Linked DNA regions of Mus musculus: region 2 is linked to region 1. Evidence: chromatin loops called from intact Hi-C (ENCODE). Cell type or tissue: left cerebral cortex. All regions are shown on one strand. Each heading gives the region's core, and the rest is flanking DNA. Links, peaks and the distances in the headings are about the cores only.

What was found. A loop is a pair of places that touch in the nucleus more often than their neighbours do. Peaks named below come from ENCODE experiments on the same cell type or tissue, not always from the same donor. Only the 100,000 strongest peaks of a DNase experiment are listed, where the experiment ranks them.
Region 2: it touches region 1 in a loop (2.3-fold over the local background); 2 of 42 quality-filtered maps call a loop at or near these places.

The regions. Positions count from the first base shown.
Region 1 is chr6:94,136,152-94,143,048 of GRCm38, reverse strand. The region is part of intron 1 of Magi1 (membrane associated guanylate kinase, WW and PDZ domain containing 1); the gene reads left to right. All of the region lies in intron 1 of 4930511A08Rik (RIKEN cDNA 4930511A08 gene), which reads left to right. Among named protein-coding and RNA genes, the nearest start is that of Gm52867, 88 kb to the left of the region's middle. In left cerebral cortex, for the core only: a CTCF peak has its summit at 3,031 (motif pointing right); a DNase peak (open chromatin) is centred at 2,967.
Region 2 is chr6:94,223,395-94,230,291 of GRCm38, reverse strand. The region is part of intron 1 of Magi1 (membrane associated guanylate kinase, WW and PDZ domain containing 1); the gene reads left to right. All of the region lies in intron 1 of 4930511A08Rik (RIKEN cDNA 4930511A08 gene), which reads left to right. It overlaps Gm52867 (a long non-coding RNA gene), which reads left to right and starts at 2,438. Exons shown (of 2, transcript XR_003956333.1): 1 at 2,438-6,897. In left cerebral cortex, for the core only: a CTCF peak has its summit at 3,818; DNase peaks (open chromatin) are centred at 3,791, 4,237, 4,769 and 4,917; H3K4me3 peaks cover 422 bases; H3K27ac peaks cover 1,688 bases.

The DNA of each region.
Region 1 (6,897 bases), core at 1,454-5,453:
CATTGTTATATTAGCAAACCTTTGAGCAGGATGTCGCTTAGTGCCTGTAACTTTTGTGTAAAAAGTAATGTCGTTACTTTACACAAGGCTACAACTCTCTTTCAGAGAGGACCATGGCTTTTTCTGCAGGTTCTCTCCTCCATCCCACTTACTGTAGATGCCAGTGGGCCCGCTTTTTCTGTTCTCAAGGAAGTGCCACAGCAATGATTGCTTCTCAAGGTTTCCCCTGGTATCCTGAGACCGGTGATCTTTGCTTGCCTCTTTATTTATGGTTTTACATCAACAAGTTGAGAAATTTTTGAGGAGCATTTCAGCACAAGTCCTGGGTGCTCTGTGAGATGACTCATCCCAATTAGGCTGCAGCCTGCCTGATGGGGATTCTCTTGTTTATCAGTATAGTTTTTTTTAAGGTAGATTGCTGGCATAGCAATAGCAGCCATTGCTCAGCAAGGCTCATGATGACTGATCCCAGCACCTTGGAGACAGAACTCCAACTGGGGCAAAGAAAGCAGCCAGCCAGCCTGAATAATTATAGCCCAGGAGAACTGCCCCATGCTAAAACCTCTTCCCATCTCTAGCTGCTCCCCTACCCCGTCAGTTTCATAGACAAAACAGCTGTCTGTAAATCACTCCTGGCAGCCTCCTTCGAGCTGTGGACAGGACCAGGCTTTGGTTGGTTTGTAAACAGGTCAACAGCTTTGATGGGTAGGCTATAGTGTTAGGAACTCAGGTCCTGGTGGGAGTCCTACCTGCCCAGTTTCTTGTGTGTCTTATCTTTCATTTCTCTTCTCATCTTAGAGTATAATAAACACTGGATGATGGGAGAAAATTCATTATTTCTTGATTTGATATATAAAGAATGGTCCTGCCTTCTTATTTATATCAAACTTTTGGCTTGAGGCCTGAAGCCTCTGACAGAGGTGGTGCTGGACGCTATGGCCCAGCCCTTTGTTTTGCATGTGATTGAAAACCTTGTGCGTCTTATCGTCAGTTGAGGATTCAGAGCTGTTTCAGTGGGAGGATTTCTGTATGCTCTCCACATCTTACAGTAGGTGAGTGGGCTGAGAATCCTCTCCAGTGGGAACCTGCTCTGCAGCTGGATTCCCATGGGGATATCTCTGGGGAGTTGGACCCTGGGTGGACGTAGAAAAAATACCCTATGGAAGTGTGCATAGTCATGTATGTGCATATGTGCATGCATGTGCACACACACTCTCCCATACTCCTGCTGCTAATGGAACTGTGGCCTGCTGTGTGTTAGCCAAATGTTCTACTGTTGATCTATAGCCTAAGCCCAAGTGTTTGTTTTCTTAAAGCTCCAAACACCCACGTTTGTTTCCTCTGCCTTTCTTCCCCCTGCAGATTGGTAGGCAAAGGCAAACCAGTGACCAAGTCGAATGAGTCAGTCTCTTAGCAATTTCATTTTCTCTCTCATTGTTGTCATACTAGTTACTAATCTGTAACTCATTTTTAAGCATCTTAGAGTATTAGAGTTGGAGGAGAAAGCCTAGTCCTCCAGAGAATCCCAGAGGAGATGGATGCCTTCACCAGGGGGCTGAGCCCCTCCCTACAGAGTAAGTGACTTAGTTAGGTTTTCATTGCCATAAGGAGACACCATGACCAAGGCAACTCTTATGAAGGACAACATTTAATTGGGGCTGGGTTACAGGCGCAGAGGTTCAGTCCATTATCATCATGGCAGGAAGCAGGGCAGCATCCAGGCAGACAGGGTGCTGGAGAAGGAGCCAAGAATTTTATATCAGTCAGGAGAAGACTGGCAAAGCCCATCCCCAATCCCATAAAGCCCACACTTCCTCCAATCAGGCCACAACTATTTCAACAAGGACACACCTCCTAATAGTATCACTCCCTGTGGGATAAGCATTCAAACACTTGAGTCTGTGGTGGCTAAACCTATTCAAACCACCACAGTAAATGAGAACAGTGCTTGGTTTTGTGTCCCCCCCCCTCCCCCTCCCCCTCCCCCTCTCCTTATTCCCTTCCTCTCCCTTCTTTATCCCTCCCTCCTCCTCCTCCCTTCTTCAGTCTTTTACACACATGCACAACCATGTGGCGAGAGAGGAATGAGTGCAGGCCTATGTTTGTATGATACTCATGTGAGGGTCCCAGGGCAACTTCCTGTGTCGTCTTTGACTTCTGTCTTGTTTGATACACAGTCTATTTTGTTCACTGCTGTGTAGGCTTGGCTTGCTGGCCCAAGAGCTTCTGGGAATTTCCTGTCAGTGCTTCCTTTGCCCAGGAAATCTTCTTAGCCCTTGTTTCATTTGCAGATGCAAGATCTCCTTGTGCAGCCTAGCCTAGGTGTGTGTGAAACTCATCATGCAGCCCATAAGGTCCTCCTGCTTCAGTTAGCCCCTGAATGCTGGGATTGTGAGCGTGGACCACTCATGCCTGGCACTGTGAGGGTTCAGACCGCCGGGGCTCTCCAGTGTACACATCCCTCTCCCGCCCACTGAGTGTGGGCCACTGAGATTGTAGCGTGCCTTATAATAATTCCGTGCACGGTCCCTAACCCCTTCCTGTTAATCTGAAACCTTGGTGAGCAGAGTGTAAGCATTTGGAGGGATGCATTTTGGTTCTGGTAAAGTGGAAGCATAATGTCTCAACCAAGAACCACCAGATGTGCCAGAGAATACAACTCAGCGGTGATTAATGCTGAAGTCAGCCCAGGACAGTGTGTGTGGAATGAATGAGCGACTCTGAGAGTTAACTGCAGACTTCTGCCAGCCTCAGGGTTTGTTGTGGGGCCTACCACAGCAGATGCACCTGATCCAAACTTCCCATCCCTAGACACAAGGTTAGCTCGGGCTCAGCCAGAAAGCAAGTCAGCACTTTGCTTGTGGACAGCAGCAAGGCTTGCCATCTTGGCTGCTATCCCAGTTTGATGTTTTTAATGTCTTTGTTCTTTTAAAAATTGAATTCAAAAAATACTTAAAGCACATAAAGTACTTTAATAAATAAATACAGCTTGATATTTTAACCAGTGTCTTCTCTGTAACTACCACCAGAGGGAGCTGTGTTTTCAGAGTTGCCTGGCCTTAGCACTGGCCTGACTTTTACTGTTATCACTCTACATGTGTCTTGCCTGCTTATGATTTTTCAATAAGAAATAACTATAATATGTACTTTTTTATGTTAGGTTGACTTTTTTATGTTTAGAGGACACCTTCATTTTGAGCGTATCAGTAGCTCTTTTTACTGACTGTGTAATATTCTACTTTGTGACCATGTTATATGTGTTTATTTTTCTGTTTTTTAGGTAGCTGGGTACTTTATAACTCAGAGGTCTTTTCATTAAAGATGCCTTGTTTTTTCCTAGTATTTTTTTTAGAACATATTCTCCCCCCCCCCCCGTGTGTGTGTGTGTGTGTGTGTAAGAAACGTAGGTCTTAGAATAGGTGTTTGTTAGACTTTAGAAGGTGCTGCCAAATGGGTTCTGACGTGTGTTTCTCTCTTGTGTGCATATTTGTATATGTTGTGTGTGGATGCATGTAGGTGTACATGTGTGCACATACATATGGGGACCAGAGAAAAGGCTTGGGTATCATTCTACAGGCTTGACCTGAAGCTCGCAGAGTTGGCTACCCTGGCTAGCCACTAGGCTCCAGGTATCCTCCAGTCTCTGCATCCCCAGTGTATCACCAACCCAGCTTTTACTGAGGTTCTGGGGACCCGACCCAACTCAGGTTCTCATGCTTGCATCAAGTGCTTTACTGACAGCTTTCTCCCATCCCTGGTTCTAATTCTTGATCTTATCTAGCTTGCATCTGTCTATGAGCTCTGTGTTCCCAATTTGTAGTCTCTGGTATGTGTAGACTGGGGACAGGAAATGCAAAAAAAACTTTATGGAGACAGAATGGAGCAGGGAACTGGCTACTGTGTGTTTAAGGCTGAGAGGAATAGATGTGGAGAGGGGGAGTTGGAGACCATGCAGTTTGGGGCCTGATGCTTCGTGTGGATTCAAGCTCCAGCTTCTGTCCCATCTTCAGCAGTTCCACCTTAAGAAGTGTGTTTCTACTTCAGGAAACATTGTCCTCACCTGTGTGTGAAGCTAGGGCTGAGCCCATTCTTTACCAGGCAAAGCATTGACTGAAAGGCACAGTGAAGACCTCTTGGGGTCTGCTGAGTGGCAGCCACTGTGCCCACATAGCCATCAGACTTTATCTTCATGACAAGCCCGCCATGCACTGTTATTTTCAGTTTGCCAGTTAGGAAGCTTAATGTGTTGTCTTCCTGTTGCCGTGGCAGAACATTTGGGGTAGAACATTTTAAAAGCTAGGGGATTTCTTTTGGGCCATGGCTGCACCAATTGAGGAGCATGGTTGCTTGTCCTAGTTGCTTTGTGTCTGTGATTAGGAATAGAGGTTGAGTGCCTAGTGCAAGCTACCTGGCATCTGGTTGTAGGTTGCAAAGGGGAGGGGCCTGAGGAGGCAGAGAAGATGTGGTACAGCACCACAGCCTGCTCCTACACCTCCAGTTTCCACCACTTCCCAATAACGTGTCAAGTTAGGAAACTATCAGCCGATCCCTCCATTAATAAGGTCATACCTCTCTTGTCTCCTCAAAGACCCCACCCTGGAACATGCTTGGCTGGGGACTGAACCTTCAACATGTGAGATCTTGGGGGACGAATAAGAGCAAAACTGGGGTTCAGTAACATGTCCCCATGTTACACAACTGTTAGTAGGGGCAGGATGCTGATAGGTTTATACTGATCTCTTGATTGCAGAAGTGTGGCAGATAGACAAACAGAAAAGAGAATCCCTGCACGTATAGGGTAGACTAAGTAGACAACCCACTGTCCTCATAGTAGCCAGACATGTTTCGTAGTGATCTAAGTAGGATAGTGACGACATGGGGGGGTGGGTGGGGAAAGGGAAGCTGGGCAATCTGGAGACCTGTGATGCTTAGTAATGTGTCTTAGGCAGCATCTGCAGAGTCTTTACTGGGATTTGCAGGAAGACCTTACATAGCCATGGTGCTAAGCAGTCCTGATCCCTTCAGTCTCACCTGTGCCTCCAGCCCTCTTGTAAAGAAAGCTTGCTGCTGAGTCTGATGACCTGAGTTTGATTCCCCAGAACCTGTGTAGTGGAAGAAGAGAGGCAACTCCAGCAAGTTGTATCAGACCTCCACATGTGCTCTGAGGCAGGTGTACCTCCTGCGCACGCGCGCGCGCGCACACACACACACACACACACACACACACACACTCACACACACATGCATACACTCACACACCTCTGTATGAGCACACATATAGTGGAATAAATTAGAGGACAGAAAATAACAAGGTAATAGCAGGTGGAAGTATTGAATTGAATAGACACAATAGACTTAATTGAAGAGTGAGATAAATTCCTTGGTCAACTGACTTTTCTCAGTCCTAGCCCAGGATTCTCTTTCATTTCCCTATAGAGCTTGCTTGCTTTGTTAATCATCTATTTTCTTTTATATGTACATCCCACATGCATTAAAGACTCTTCCATGCGTTTAGCCAAAAGTGGCGAAGAAGTCCTCCTGGGTCTTTTCAGCAGTGCATAGGAGAACGGGTCACCTTTGCTCTCATTGGCCAGGAGTTATTAGTCAGCCCGTGAGAAGTAATTCCACACTCCTGCACAGTGCCATTTTTCATAGCGCTCCAAGGAGGGAAGTGGAGTATCGGGAAGTGTCCCCACAGGCTCCTCAGACACCCTGCTCTGCCTCTGATGGAGGAAGACACAGAGCCCTTCTTCCTTCAGGATACTCATAGTCTGTGTGGGAGATGGCTATGGAAACGCTTTAAGTTTCATCCTCAGAGTCCCAACCTCACAGGCTGAGCCCCACATTGTATAGGTCGCTACTAGAACTGTAGTTTTCTCCTTTGTGAAAACAGAATATCCACATTTACCCCAAGGGATTGCCCTCTGGGTTCTGAGTGGCTTTCGTCTCCTGCGCCTGATGTTTAAGTGTCCAGCATGATGTTGATCTACAGAAGCCTGCAGGTTGGGTGAGAGCCACTGGCAAGGCGGCTGCAGTAGCAGTCAAGCTCTGGCAGGTGAGGTGAGGCCTGCCATCAGAAAGCACTGCCTCCTTACTTCCTCTGCCCATCCCAGAGCCAACAGTGCAGAACAGCATACGGACCAGAGGAACTCCTGGGGAGTTTCCTCAGCAGGGTGGCTTGTAAGCAAATGACAGAGCAGGCAAGACTGGCTGTGGGTTCCTGAGAGATCAGTGGTGACAAGGAGTTCTGGGAACTACCATCTGTTACCATCCTCTCTGACCTGACACACCTAAGCCTCCAACAAAGCACAAAGTGTGTGGTGGGGACCTTGGGATAGGCGGAGAAGAAGGACCCTGCCGAGAGGGATCTTAGAGGGCTGGGCTGGTGATACACATGGCCCCATGGACCTGAGCTCTTCAGGGATAGTGCCAGGAAGGACAGCACTGCCCACAATGTGCCAGCCACTGTGCCAGCGCTGGTATGCTGGGATTGTGTTGTAGGGATGGCATTTGGTGTGAGTAAAAGCTGAGTGGTTTCTTTGGTTGGGTGACTCCCTGCGTACGCACTGGGTACGTAACTCATTTAAATTTCAGAACAATCATGTGGCACACTTTTAGAATTTATTTACTTTTGATGTATTTTCTTAAACTCTGTTTGGATTGAGTCTGGCGAGTAGCAACACACTTCTTCTAGTAACATTAATTGATAAATTAACTTCGAATGTGCTACCTTCCCTACCGGAGACACTTAACACCCACACACTCTCAACAGCGTCTTGATGAGTACCCTAGTCTGGCTTCAAACTTGAGCTCCCATTTTGCTGAGGTTTTGGGTCACCTTTACCTCGCCGTGCCTAGCAAGGCGCTGTGGTTTCACGGATGAGACCAAGCTAGGGA
Region 2 (6,897 bases), core at 1,382-5,381, 87 kb before region 1:
CAGAGCTAACAGAAGGACGCGTTTTTGCCTTAATGGATCCTCAAGCTTAGCATTTATTTAATTCAAACACAATTTTGTTTCTGTGAGGAAGCAAGTGCAGAAGGCTACACGGTGGCCATTTTTCATATCATTATCCTCTTTTCAACAGGCTTTGTGTGTTTTTGAGACAGGTCTGGTTATATAGCTGTGGCTGGCCTAGAACTGGCTGTGTAGACGGTTCTGGCTGCTAACTCACAGAGATCTGCCTACTTCTGTCTCAAATGCTGAGATTAACAGCATATGCTAACATGTCCCGCTTTAAAACACTTTTAAAATACGTTTTATCGCCCAAATAGTATAGCATTCTAGTCTCAGATTAGTTTTGTGACCTCCCCAAAGAACTTTCTCTTTCTTTATAGATGACCAGCTTGAGACCTGCAGTTGAAGTTCTTGCCCAAGGTTAAGGTTAGAAGATGTCTGCTGCCTCTCACTTCTCTGAAGTGGCCCTTCTATCCCTCCTTTGAGCATGATGGCCACCCCTGGGCTTTCTTCCATGAGTCACCGAGTATGACTGTCAGGAGTCTCTGTAACTTTCTTGATTTGTGAGAATCAAGGTAGCCATGGTCTTGAGTATATGACTGCAGCCTGTGTAGAGTTACTCTTTACATTATCTGAAATGAGGGTGTTGGGTCAGGGAAGACTTCCTGCTTTTCTTTGATGTAGGATCTCTCTAGGTATCTCTAGATGGTCTCAAACTTAGTACGTAGACCCAGATGGCCTCACATTCGCAGGATCTGCCTGTTTCTGCTTCTTGACTGCTGGGGTGAAAGCTGTAGAAAACTAAAGAAGTTCTTAACTTACCCTTGATTCTGAATTCAGTTTCTTCTGTGCTAAATGACCTGCGTGGGCCCTGTGCCTGGTCATTTTGGTCCTACGCACAAATGTTCTCAATGGTTAAGGAGAGATAGTTGGGGTTAGTTGTTACACAAGGATCCTTCTTGGAAAGGTAATCATAGGAGACAGAAAGGTTGTAAATATTTCTGTGTTCCAGTTCTTATTGAAAACTTTCTTGGACTGTCATATTACAGTTGGTTAAAGAAAATGAAGATCAGTGAAGTGAGAATTCTTACCTGCTTAGGTAGGAATCACCCAACTTTTTTATCTTGGCCTTTTGAGACGTTTTATTTTATTTTATTTTTTAGTACTATGTTTTTTATTATACTATAATTACATTTTCCTCTTTCCTTTCCTTTCCTCCCTCCAAACCTTCCCACACACCCACCCCTTGCTCCTTTAAATTCATGGTCTCTTTTTCTTTAATGTGTGTGTGTCCTTCTTTCCTCCTTCATATTTCTCTCTATCTCTATCTATATGTTTTGGTTTTTGAGAAGGTCTCACTTTGTAGCCCTGGCTGTCCTAGAACCCACATATAGATCAAGTTGGCCTCCAACTCACAGAGGTCCACCTGCCTCGATTAGTTGAGTACTGAGAGTGATCACTGACTACATATAATATCATACACACACAGACACAGACACACACAGACACAGACACACACAGACACACACACACAGACACATAGACACAGACACACACACAGACACAAACACACACACACACAGATACAGACACACACACACACACACACACACACACAGACAGACATATACACACAGACACACACACAGATACACACACAGACACAAACACACACACTCAGAAACACACACTCAGACACACACACACACACACACACACACACACACACACACTTTCAGGACTATTTGGTACTGGATAACCAGTTGGGGTGCTCTTTCCTGGGGAAGACTTATTTCTCTCTGAGGATTCCTTGTTGCTTGTATTTATTGTGTAGAGTTGAGCCCTCACGGGCTTTCTTCTTGCCACATGAGCATGTCTATTGATGTCAACCTTGTTTAAACCATGTTTAGGTGAGACTTCATGTGTATAGTTTCTGACATTTCTAAGAGATTCAGTTTCACAGCAAACTCTGTGTACCTCTGGCTCTTAGAATCCTTCTGCTCCTTTTCCAGAATGATCCCTGGGCCTGAGGTGCAGAAGTTATATGACAGATGTCTCATCTGGGACTGGTCCCTACAACTCTGTGATTTTATCAATTGTGCTTTCTATCTGTTTCAAAGAGAGGTTTCCTTGATGAGGGGTTTATCTGTGGGAATAAGGATAAATATTTAGAATGTATTTAGGGATTGTGCTGGTTTAGTACAGTGATGGTTATAGGTTCTTGAAACTTAAAAAAATTTTTTCAATATATGATTATTTACTAACTGCCTATTTGAAGGAAATGTCAATATTGTCACAGAACACCAACATTACTGACAGTGAGTTGAGATAGATTCAATTTAGCTCAATTTCTTTTTCTCTTCTTCCCTCCCTCCTTCCCTCCTTCCTTCTCTCCTTCACTCCCTCTCACCTTTCTTCCCTCCCTCCCTCCCTCCCTTCCTCCCTCCCTCCCTTCCTTCCTCCTCCTCCATTCTTCTTTTTCTCCCTTCCCATTTGGAAGCAGAAAATTGTAACATTAAAACTAGCATTCTTATGATACTGCCATTTTGAACATTTCCAGTGACTTTACTGAGATCCTTGAGAAATCAAACGTTTGGTGTGGTATCCCACACCTGGGATGATGAGGCAGCAGACACAGGAGGATAGCTCTAGGTTGAAAACCAGTCTGGTATCTGTAGCAAGTTCAAGGCCAGTCAGGGCTACCACCCATCCTAATTTTATCCTTAGATGAATTTGTCTTGGCTCTGAACCGGGGTGAATCTCTTTAAGTTTGAAGAGCAGAAGTGTATAATTATGTAAAGGGATTGAGCAGGCCAACCACTCCTACAACTAGCTCTTGCACTGTGTGCAAATTCACATAGCTCTGGTCCTCTCACCCTGGGCATGTCTTAAGAGAACCTCAGTGACTTGCTGGGGCTTAGATGGGAAGGTGAGATTATTATCTTCTGAATGCATCCATCATATTTGAAATGTTGACGAGCCATTGGAGTGTACTTGTTAAATGTTCTAAGGATATAGTTCCATTACTTATATTTAGCTTATATTGAGTGTCTGTCCTTCGAGCTATTTGGGGACTGGTGCTTTGAGGATACTGTGATTACCTTCATTGTCTAAAGTGAAGAGCGGTGATGGAGTCAGAGATTTTAAGTCTGCTTGCCTGGGGTGGACAGATGAAGCCCTGTGTCCCCTATGTGGCTGCAGTGAGGAAGAACTTCAGCTTTCTGCCCTTCCAGGTGTCTTCTCTTGGGCAGGTGACGCCATGAGGTTTGTGCCATGCTAGAGTATCCCCAGGGAGTTGGAGATGGCAGTGGTGCCCACCTCTCGGCGTAGTTACCAGAATGACATCATTCTGGGCTAGAGTAGGGACTAGATGAGACACTTGCCTGAGTGACAGAACTTAAGAGGAACTGAAACCTTATCAGTTATTATATCCAAGCGCACTACCTTTTATTTTATAGTTTTTGGTGCTGAGGGTCAAACCCAGAACCTCACATACTCTAAGTATGTGCTCTTCCACTGAACTGCATCCCTAGCTCCAGCACACTCCTTTTAAAAATATCAGTTAATGATAAGGCCCACATATGATGTACCACAGTCCTGAGTAAGTTATGTCTGGTCCTGCCCTCATATTCCCCTGCCTCACTTTTCTTCCTGATATCCAGGGCCATCAGTTGCTAAGAGACATGTCATATGAGAACCTCCGGCTTGTCATTACCAGTTTGCAGTGACTCAGTGCTTAGCTGCTGCTTCTTGAGTCTCTAGCCTGTGTGTTCAGAAGGACTCCTCTCTGCAGTTCCAGCTGCGGCCGGCGTGAACTACTTTCCAGCATCTCTTTGGAGCAGGATGGTTCTGTGTTTTGGTTGCATCACCTGACACAGTCCATGTAGCTGTTCATTTCGGAACCCTAGACTCCAGCTATTGAGTTTATTAATGAAGCAGTTCTTTGAAGAGGTGGGGCATAATGCCTACTCCTGACCCACATTTCAAAAACAGAACGAAGAATAGTGATATCAGAAGCAAGTTCCGGTTTTTGCTAATCTCCTCTGTGAGCATTTTAAGGTTTTTATGAAGGAAGAGGGAAGCCATTTAGATTTCCCCGAAGCCACAAGAGCTGAGTTTTACAAGCACATCCCTGAGGAAGTTAATCAGGTTTCCTTGGGGTTGCTGGGCTACGGTGCTTAGAGGAAAAATAGCACCACCCTGAAGAGTAAGAATAGCAGAAACCACATGTCCCTGTGAGCCTCAGCCAACTGCTCCTGAAGGAAAGGGAGTCTAGCTGCTAGGATGGTTTTTGTTGGACAGCTTTTCGGTTAAGCAACAGGTTCCTTCCCAGCCTGGGAATGTGATTTATTAAAGATACAAACATTGTTATCTGAGTGTGTGTGTGTGTGTGTGTGTGTGTGTGTGTGTGTGTGTGTGTTGGGGGAGGTGCTAGGTTGAGGCTGTGCTCCGTTTGACAAATAACTGTAAGCAAATTGGACTGGATTTTATGTTTAATTCCCAATTCACATTTTTCCATTTGTTTGTTTGCTTGCTTTGTCCTTTTGAGTCAGGGTCTCACTATATAGCCTTGGCTGGCCTGGAACTTGATATGTACACCAGATTAGCATTAGACTCACAGAGATCCATTTGCCTCTGCCTCCCCAGTGCTGCCGTTAAAGGCGTATGTGCCACCACACCCTGCATTTTTTCCAGAGATCTTGATATTTCTGTGTTTAGCTGTGGCAAGAAACAAGAAACGAGCCTTGACTATTCTAAATTGGTCCCTGCCTGGCTCCTGGACTTAAGAAAGAAGAGTAAACAGGATAGATATCTAAGCTTGTTGAGAAAGGGCAGTGCTGCTTTTTGGGTCCTTAAAACCCTTGCTTGTGAATGAAGACACCGGGAGCTGACTCACGGCTGTGCTGTGATTCCGATGGCCCCTGTGATTGTGATGAAGGCAGAGTCAACAGTGGGATTGGCCGTAGGAGCCATGATTAGTGATCATCTGGGTGGGATCGGAGCCAGAAAACCATTTAGGGCCAGAGTTGAGTCAGTCTTCTGCAATGCTCACTTCCCAGCATGCTAGGCTCTCAGAGCACCTTCAGTGAGCAGGACAGAGAAAGTTGCTGCTGTCTTGGGAAGGTGCCAGGATGCCCTGAGTAAGACCACGGGCTGGGGGAGAAGAAAGAGATAGCTCAGTCAGTAAAGTGTTTGCTGCACATCCATGAGCCCCTGGGTTTGATATCCAGAACACAGGTGGGAAAGCCAGACGTGCTAGCAGGTACTTGTAATCCTAGCACTGGAGCGGCAAGGGCAGGGAGTTCCTTAGGGGTTTATTGGCCAGCTAACCTAGCAGAATACAAGAATGACAGCATCCCGAGAAATGACAACCAAGGTTGATCTCTGGTCTCCACACACAGGCACATACCATGAGCACTTGTAGCTTCAGATACATTGTACCTGGACACACATCAACATGCTACTCAACCCCCACCCCCAAAAGATTGATTCTAAACTAACTACTTAGAAGCTGTGTGCCTTGAGTAAATTAGCCTCTCTGTGCTTTTGATTAGCATTTGTAGCAAGCGTATCCCTTGCCTTACACAAAGTTCTTAGAATGGAACCTGGATCTTATGCAGTTTTTCCGTATAGGGTAAGCCTTAGTTTTTATACTCTATTTTTTTTTATAGGTTTACTTTTTATGTGTGTGCATATGGCAAGTAACAGGCACACTGCTGAACAAAGGTGAACAAAATTAACAGCCAACAGTGAGGGATCAGGGATCGTGGTGGTGCAGTCTCAGATTTGCTGCTCAGAGAGACCTGACTTGAGACAGGATCGACCGGGGCTCGGGTGCTGCTGACAGAGAAAACAGAGCCTTAGTTCTCAGAAATACCAACTGGAGAGTTGGCGAGTCTGGCAAAGAGCGGCAGGTCATTGAGGCTCAGATGCTGCATTCATTTTTCTCATTGCTGTGACCAACATATCTGACAGGATGGAGCTGAGTGAACAGGGCTCATTTAGGCTCATGGTTTCAGAGTTGAGTCTGTCATGGTAGGCAAGGCTGGCTGGAGCGGCTCAGCGGTAGTAGGGAGTGTGATGGCTTCTTCACCATGTGGCCATGACCTTAGAAACAGAGCTGGATTGGAACCAGAGATGGTATAAACCTTGAGTCCACTCTACCTACATGCCCCACTTTCTTCAGCAAGGCTCCGCTTCCAAAGGCTTTATAACTGCTCCAAACAGTGCTGTCAGCTGGGGACCAAGTGTTCACAGGCACGAGACTGTGGGGAGCCTTGCCTGTTCAGTCATAGCAAGTGGGCATAAAAGGAAGACAGCACAAAGAAGAGGGCGGTCCCATGGGGCCTTACCTGCCGTGGAGACCAGCTTGTTTTTTGCTTTTTTGTTTTTGTTTTAAGTAAGGCTTCTGGGTTGTCCCTGATTAATAGCATGACCCACTGTGAACTGAGTGTATGCTCAGTGGGTAGTTAAAGGTGGAAGTAGACTTGATCATACTGACCACTGTCCAGGTCTGCTGCTGGGAATGTGGCGAGGCGGCCGAGTACAGGATGATGTCTGTTCTCCTGTTCAATGCTGAGATGCCCCAAGCACAGATTGAATGGAGAGAGAAACCTTGTAAAGTCATCACCCTTTACAGGCCAGCACTGACTGTCATTTCAAAAGGCCCAGGGTTAAGTGCTTTAAGTGACATATTGATCTCCTGGAATTAGAGTTTGAAAGATTGCATGCCGGGATGGTCTCCATTTCTTGTTAACTTGAAATAGTTTAATGGCTTGTATTTGAAAATGCCTGTGATTGTCCCTCTCTGAAGGAAGATGTCAGCTGAGGGCTCCTGCTACCTGTTGCATCTTTTGAACAAAGCAAGTGTGAAGTATG